Regions from separate parts of the Homo sapiens genome. Here region 2 is linked to region 1. The links are chromatin loops, found by intact Hi-C in ENCODE. Cell type or tissue: GM12878. All regions are shown on one strand.

Region 1 (4,000 bases):
CTTTACTTTTTATTATTTTTATTTTTTTTATCATGAAGGTCTAGTTGTTCTGAAAAGGTTCTTTGACCCTAGGACTATATTTCCATTTAAAAAAGAAATTTCTGATATTTTTGTATGATACATGAGCTCTGGAGTTTTAAATGAATGGCAACTAACAAAATGTTTAAAGGGTTTTAGCTGCAGATCTAAATACTACCTAAAAAATACACAGAAATATTTCCTTTGCATGAAATTGCTTAATCTTAGGATATTGAGATGCTTTCACATATAACAGTCATGTTTATTAAATGGCTTGACTGTGAATTTTTGGTATAGTAACAAACAAATCACTATGATTCATAGTGACTTTAAAAAATCTATGCAAGTATTTTCATTGTTTCATGTACATTATTTTTAAATTTTCTTTTAAATTATTATACCTTACCATTTTACCTTACTAAAAATACAGTAGGGGTTTGTCCCACCAAGTACACATTTTATTGGTTATTTAAATAACTAATTTAATTACACATATTTTTCAACTAACACTTCCTGAATTTGACCCATTTAGCTTCATTCCTCTCTCTGAAGGGTAATGGCTCAGATTTTTGTAACTTATTTTAAATATGTAAGTTTTATAGTGAAGCAACATAATATTTGGATTATCCTTTTTATGTTATGTGAGCCAGTGGATAAGTACTTCTACTTATATACTCCCAATTATAAACACACAAAATTTTTGCTCAAAAATGCTGCTAGTATGAATTTCAAAAGGTGTTTTTTTCCCTTAAGACTCTTATAAAATGTGTGCCTGCTACCTCTGTGGTATGGCATTTTAGTTCCAGCAACTACACCTTTTTCCACCACTTGAAGATGCTGTATGTCTAGAATAATGTTGTCCAACAAACTTCTTGCCATGATGAAATGTTGCATGAGATCCAATATAGCAGCCACTAGTCAGATGTTGCTAATAAGTACTTGAAATGTAATTAGTGTGACTGATGAACTGAATTTTTTACTTTACTTCATTTTAATTAATTTAAATCAAAATAGACACATATGGCTAGTGCCTATAGTATTGGACAGTGCAGGTCTTGAATGCATGTTGAAATAGCTGGAGCAGTGGACAAGTATGGTTACTATGTCCTCACGCCCCACTTCTTTCTCAAGCTATTCAATGCTCACCCATAGCAGAATATAAGTCAAGGCTCATTTCTTCCACTGACCACTCTAATCCACAGGGATTATATTCTTCTCTGAAATTCTATATAGTTAGCTGTGTACAGGAAATTGAAAATTTAGTGCCAGATTATACCTTGCACAATAGTCTAACTTTAATATGCCTAAGTTTTAGCATAATACAAATAATATTACCATCTTCTATTCATTGAAAGCTTATAGTACACTTTATATATATCTTATTTCATTTTCATAATAGGCTTGTGAAATATGTATTATAATCTCCATTTTACCTATGAGGAAATTGTGGCTCAGAAAGATGACTAGCTCCAGTCAAACAGCTAGTGAGTAGGAGAGCTGTAACTTGAAATCAGATTCATGACTGCGTAGGGACTTTGTAGGCAGGCTCCTATGAGATACGTAAACAATTTGAGTATTGGAGCCATCATAATAAACCTAAACTTGTCTGAGAAAAATACATTGTAACAATTACAGCTTAGTGGGAATAAAAGTTTGTGATTCAATTTAAATAAAAAAGTATTTAATTTATAGTGAAAGACCATCCCATAGTTCTTCCATCAGAGACTAGATACATCACTTTCTTAAAGACCAGTTGCTCCCTCTAGTGAGCATCAATAGGAATGACATGCCTAGCAGTATTTAAAAGTGACAATCTCAGCAGGAGCTGCACCTTCCTTAAGGATGTCTTGGAAGTTTGTAGATGTGAATTTTAGTAATTACAAAAAATGAGAGTTGCTACTTTTATTAGGTGGTGTCATGGATGCTAGATATCATACTATCCAAGGGAAGTCTCCCTCAACAAAAAATGCTCTCCTTCCCAGAGGGAAAACCTATTTATATTTATCTGAGCCTCGAATTTAACATTTTACATATAAACACTAAACATGTTTACACTGATTTAATGTGCAATAAACTTTCCAGGAAGGAAATTATGGTATTTCATCTAATTTGAGACATCAATTGTAAAACAAAGTATTATTTAAGTATCACCAAGAAAGGAAGACAAGGAGAAAAAACACTGCCAATTAAACTATGACATGATGCATTCTTATACATAATTATTTTATGTTTTTAAAAAGAACTCTTTTAGGCTTTAGACAGAAATAAAATATCATACTTGGAAATAAATGAAAGGAAAGGGAAAAGCAAAATAAATTGTTAAGGTATTCATAAAACTTCATATTCACAAAATTTACTGAAAGTTTGGCTCAGAGGTGTCAATATCCATATTTTTTTCCAAGCAATACTATCCTCTCTGCTATCAAGTGTTTTGATGATGCAATATTTCCTAGAACAGTGCTCAACTCTTCTGTCTAGAAGAGTTTTAATTCAAGCCAGGCATAAATTATTGTAAGTTTTGATGTCAGTACTTTTTTGAGTCTTTCAAAGAGATTAATGGAAAGTTTTAAGGCAACAAACAGCACATATTCTTTCTTCAGATGATCTTTAGTTTGTCCAGAAATTGGTAACAATAACCGGATACACACATGCTCAGGCAGTGATGATGGTAATGATGCAATGACTGACACATGGCTGACAGTGCTTGTAAGACACATCCTGATTTAAGAAATGTGAAATGTATTTCCTATAATGGAAGAAATACAGTAACATGTACCAAGGGGAGCTTTTCCTTTTTCTTTTATAGAACTTAACAAAGATTGGGTCACCATTTCAGAAAACCTCATCACCATGGTATTTGAATCACAGGTAAAACATACCCATATCAGTCTCCATCCATGGTGATTATATCAACAAGTATAACTTTCTAATCACTTTGCTATTTCTTACAGTGTAGGCAATGTTAATGTCCTTACATATCAAAATAGACAATATTATAAATTACTTTTATTTCTCTTTTATGATGTGATTATATTGATGTTTTTCTATTTACCTGTGTAGGCAGGTTATATTATCTATAAATTTCATTTAAGGAAAGTAAAGACTCTTTTAGAAGATATCTGTTATAAAAAGATGGCATTCAGTCTGATAGAGTTGAGAAAATACTGAATTTGGGGATCATCAATAACTGCTTCTCCTCTGAAAAGAAAGAAAATAATTGGGTACTTTCCTTACAAATATTATATTAATATGCTTGTGGATAGGGGAAAGAGGGAAGAGAGAAGAAAATTGTGTATCAAGTTAACATCAATGATGGTTACACATTTTAAGAAAGTGAGTTCACCTTCCATTCACAATTGCTTCAAAGAGAATAAAATACCTAGGAATCCAGCTTACAAGGGATGTGAAGGACCTCTTCAAGGAGAACTACAAACCACTGCTCAACGAAATAAAAGAGGACACAAACAAATGGAAGAACATTCCATGCTCATGGATAGAAAGAATCAATATCCTGAAAATGGCCATACTGCCCAAGGTAATTTATAGATTCAATGCTATCCCCATCAAGCTACCAATGACTTTCTTCACAGAATTGGATAAAACTCCTCTAAAGTTCATATGGAACCAAAAAAGAGCCCGCATTGCCAAGACAATCCTAAGCAAAAAGAACAAAGCTGGAGGCATCACACTACCTGACTTCAAACTATACTACAAGGCTACAGTAACCAAAACAGCATGGTACTGGTACCAAAACAGAGATATAGACCAATGGAACAGAACAGAGCCCTCAGAAATAATACCACACATCTACAACCATCTGATCTTTGACAAAGCTGAGAAAAACAAGAAATGGGAAAAGGATTCCCTATTGAATAACTGGTGTTGGGAAAACTGGCTAGCCATATGTAGAAAGCTGAAATTGGATCCCTTCCTTACACCGCATACAAAAATTAATTCAAGATGGATTAAAGACTTAAATGTT
Region 2 (4,000 bases), 120 kb before region 1:
AGGAACCTTTTTTCTTTTTCAACTTGAGAAGCAGCAGCACGACTCACTCAAGCTGATGCCCTCCTCCCAGAGTGCAGCCTGCACAATGTTTCTTTGGCTTCAGCTCCAGAAAGTGATTTGAGGACACCCACGTGGCTGCAGTGCTGTATCAGCACCTCGATTTCTCATTCTTCCAGCTATTCTTCATTTATTTATTGTAGCAGGATAATTTGAACTAAATACGATCTCCTTTGGACTTTCTGCATTTTTCTATCATCAACAGAAAGGATATATATTGTACCTGAAAGCATATTTCATATTGGATATATTTTTTTATGACTGAGACACACACACGCACAACACACACACACATACACACACCCATTCTTAAGTTACAGTGTACCACTGGCAAACAGGAAGCAGCTAAAAATAAAGCTTGAGAGATATAAATTGGATATCTCCTCTTGGGCCCACAGGCACTTCAATTCTGTATATCCAAATCCAAACCTTTATTATTTATAGCATTCCTCAATAGCTCCAAGTATTAGAAGCCCACTGAGAGATCCCACCATCCCATAAAGAAAATTCTTTGTCTCCTTTGGCCCTCAAATACAACTGTCAAGTCTTATGAATGCTAATTATTTATTACTGGAACTTGTCAATTATTTCCTATTCTAGGTTTTCATTTAGATAAACACCAAAGGCCTACTTGACTTCCTGGTTTGACATTGGCAATCTACTCCCACAACAAGATTCTTCTTCTTCTTTTTTTTTTTTTTTTTTTTTTTTTTTTTTTTTGAGACAGAGTCTCGCTCTGTCGCCCAGGCTGGAGTGCAGTGGAGCGATCTTGGCTCACTGTAAGCTCTGCCTCCTGGGTTCACGCCATTCTCCTGCCTCAGCCTCCCCAGTAGCTGGGACTACAGGCGTGTGTCACCACACCCAGCTAATTTTTTTGTATTTTTAGTAGAGACAGGGTTTCACCGTGTTAGCCATGATGGTCTCGATCTCCTGACCTTGTGATCCGCCTGCCTCTGCCTACCAAAGTGCTGAGATTACAGGCGTGAGCCACCACGCTCGGCCTGTAGATTTTTTTTGAAGCCTTAAAAGACATTTAAAAAATGAGCAAGATTAAATGATAATGCCTAGAGATGCACATTTGGATGAACTATAAGGGAACACAAGGACATGACGCCTGTAGGCACTGGGGCATCAGGGTAGTCTTTGTGGGAAGGGAGGGAACTGGGACTGGGATGTGGCCCATGAAGGGGCTTCAGGGAGTGACTGGCAAAGTCCTATTTCTTGACCTGTGTTGTACTTACCAGGGTGTTTGCGTCAAAATACTTTATCAGCTACACATTTATTCATATAATATTCTACTTTTATTTTTCAATGAAAAGGTTAACGTACATACATAAATCTGATCATGTCACTGCCCTGTTACACCTTTCAGTGGCTTCACAGTACTTGTAAAAAAAAGTCCAAGCTCCTTTATATAGTAGACAAGGCCTGGCAGCATCTGGCTCTCTACCCAAAGCCTCAACACTTGCTAGTTTCCTCCCTACACTAAATTTTCAGTTCCTCAAAAGCACTCTGCTTTCTTTTATCTCCAGGCCTTTGTACAGCAGCTACTTGTGCTTGAACAGTCAAGCACGGCTCCTTTTTCCCCTTCACGTGGCTGGTTCCTATCTGTCCTTCAGGACTCAGCAGGAAAGCCTTCCCTGACACTCCAATGTTGGGCAAAGTATTCCTAGATCTTCCCATTACACACTGTAGTTTCCCAGTCACAGCACTTATCCCACTACTAGTATTAATATGCTAATAGTATTAGTATTTATATCTTCCATAGACCAACAACTCCAGGCAAAAGAGATACATAACACGTCTTGAAATTTTTGTATCTCCAATGCCTAATAAAATACCCAGAACAGAGCAAGTATACAATAAACTTATATTGGCCGGGCGTGTTGGCTCACGCCTGTAATCCCAGCACTTTGGGAGGCCAAGGTGGGCGGATCATGAGGTCAGGAGATCGAGACCATCCTGGCTAACATGGTGAAACCCCGTCTCTACTAAAAAAATACAAAAAATTAGCCAGGCGTGGTGGTGGGCACCTGTAGTCCGAGCCTACTCGGGAGGCTGAGGCAGGAGAATGGCATGAACCCAGGAGGCGGAGCTTGCAGTGAGCCAAGATCACACCACTGCACTCCAGCCTGGGCGACAGAGCGAGACTCTGTCTCCAAAAAACAAAAAAACAAAAAAACAAATACAGTAAACTTATATAAAGTGAATATGTGCATACATTTATCGATAAATGAAAATTGCCTTTGGCATCAATTTATAAGAACACAAAATATAAGTGAAGTAATAAAGATAACAATAATAGTTAACACATTATGCTATGTACTGTTTCATTAACTAATCCTTCATAGTATGAAGTATATATCATATATATCCCCAAATTACAAATGAGGAAACTGAGCCACAGAGAAGTCAAGTAACATTCTCAAGGTCACACAGCTCATAAATGTAATTGGAACACTGGCAGACTGGCTCCACAGTCCTTGCTCTTAATTCCAACAAACTATCGCCTCCCCTTGCTTAACAGCACCGCCATTCATTTCAAAGACTGAAGCAGGTGGCTTTAAAGTGAATAAAAACAAAACTCTGTTGTAGTTACCTGATAAGGAGCACACATGGACATTACATGCATGTAAGAAGATGAACACCAAAATTCAAGGGATCAGGGAGGAGAGAAGGCCAGGTGCAGGAGGAATACTTCAAAGACCAGGTAATCTGAGATTCTCTGCTGAGCTATGCACCAAGATGTCAAATCCTGACATTCTTCCTACTGGCCTCCAAGTACGTCAAAGGTACAGTGTCTCTGTGATTACAGGCTGACAGACAAACGGCTGATGACAGGCACGTCTTCAGAGTGAAAGTGAGACCAGATAAGTAGGAGCAGCCACAGTACGCAGGGCACCAAATCAGTTTCAAAGTTGTATACAGATCCAGGACTTCTGCTCTCAGTAAGCTTAGACTCTCAATAAAAATAAGACAGATTATTCATTCATTCATCCATCCATTCATTCAATATAATTAATTAGTGTCTTTGTGGCAGGTATACCATATGTGGCTCTTGGAACCCCGAAAAATGCTGGGGCTACCCTCAATAAGCTTATGTGCCAGTAGAGGAGACAAATAAACCAAGAATTGCAGTGCAGGCAAAACAACCTATAACAGTTTTGCATGGGTTCCTTGGAACATATGAATCACACTGGAGGGTGGGTATAGAAGATGGAATCTGGAAATTTTCTAGAAAGAAGTTTCTTTGGAGCCGAATCTAGAAGATGTACACTCCTGGTCAGAAAACCAGGCAACCCAGTTATGACTGCAAACCAATGAATTAAATAAAAAGTAACTATAGGAATTGGGTTGGATGAGGGGCTAGAGAACATGTAATGGTGGAAGAAGTTAAGGTGGATCATACAGTCTGGATAGGGTTGGAGAGAAAGGTGGAAGACAAGGTATAAATCAGTCTGTAGGCAGAAAGGCCAGCTCAGGGCTGATCTGCAAACTCATTACTGCCCAAACTGAAGGCAGAGTTGAAAATACCAGTGCCACATGGTCCAACTGGACCACTGGGAAGACCACACATAAATACCTATCAGTGAAAAGCTTTAAAACAATAAAAATCACAAAATTCTAGAAAAAAATGTAAAAAATCTCTAAGCTCTGGATGGGTGAAAATAGATTGATCTTTTTTATTTATCAAAGGTACTTTTTCCTGAAGAGCTCACTTACATTCAAAAATGACAGAATCACCAATAGCAAAATGCATTCGTAGAGTGGCAAGAGTGAAGAACAGAGCAAGGGGAGGGAAGAGAAAAATGACTATGGGTAAATAATGAGCATAGTAGCAGCAGTGAAGCCACAGAACAAGAAGAAGTGGAAGACAGTGAATTTGTAAGAATGAGCAGATATGGCCAAGAGGTCCTAAAAGTTATAGTAATAACTATACACC

Evidence for each region. Hi-C counts contacts between places; a loop is a spot of excess contacts. Peaks named below come from ENCODE experiments on the same cell type or tissue, not always from the same donor. Only the 100,000 strongest peaks of a DNase experiment are listed, where the experiment ranks them.
Region 2: it touches region 1 in a loop (2.9-fold over the local background); 11 of 110 quality-filtered maps call a loop at or near these places.

The regions. Positions count from the first base shown.
Region 1 is chr6:116,285,658-116,289,657 of GRCh38, reverse strand. It overlaps a transcript of DSE not described here. Among named protein-coding and RNA genes, the nearest start is that of TSPYL1, 7.7 kb to the right of the region's middle. In GM12878, a CTCF peak has its summit at 1,794 (motif pointing left); a DNase peak (open chromatin) is centred at 1,807.
Region 2 is chr6:116,407,511-116,411,510 of GRCh38, reverse strand. The region is part of intron 2 of DSE (dermatan sulfate epimerase); the gene reads right to left. Among named protein-coding and RNA genes, the nearest start is that of DSE, 39 kb to the right of the region's middle. In GM12878, no CTCF peak of the experiment used is centred here; DNase peaks (open chromatin) are centred at 1,540 and 2,880; H3K4me3 peaks cover 1,830 bases; H3K27ac peaks cover 3,926 bases.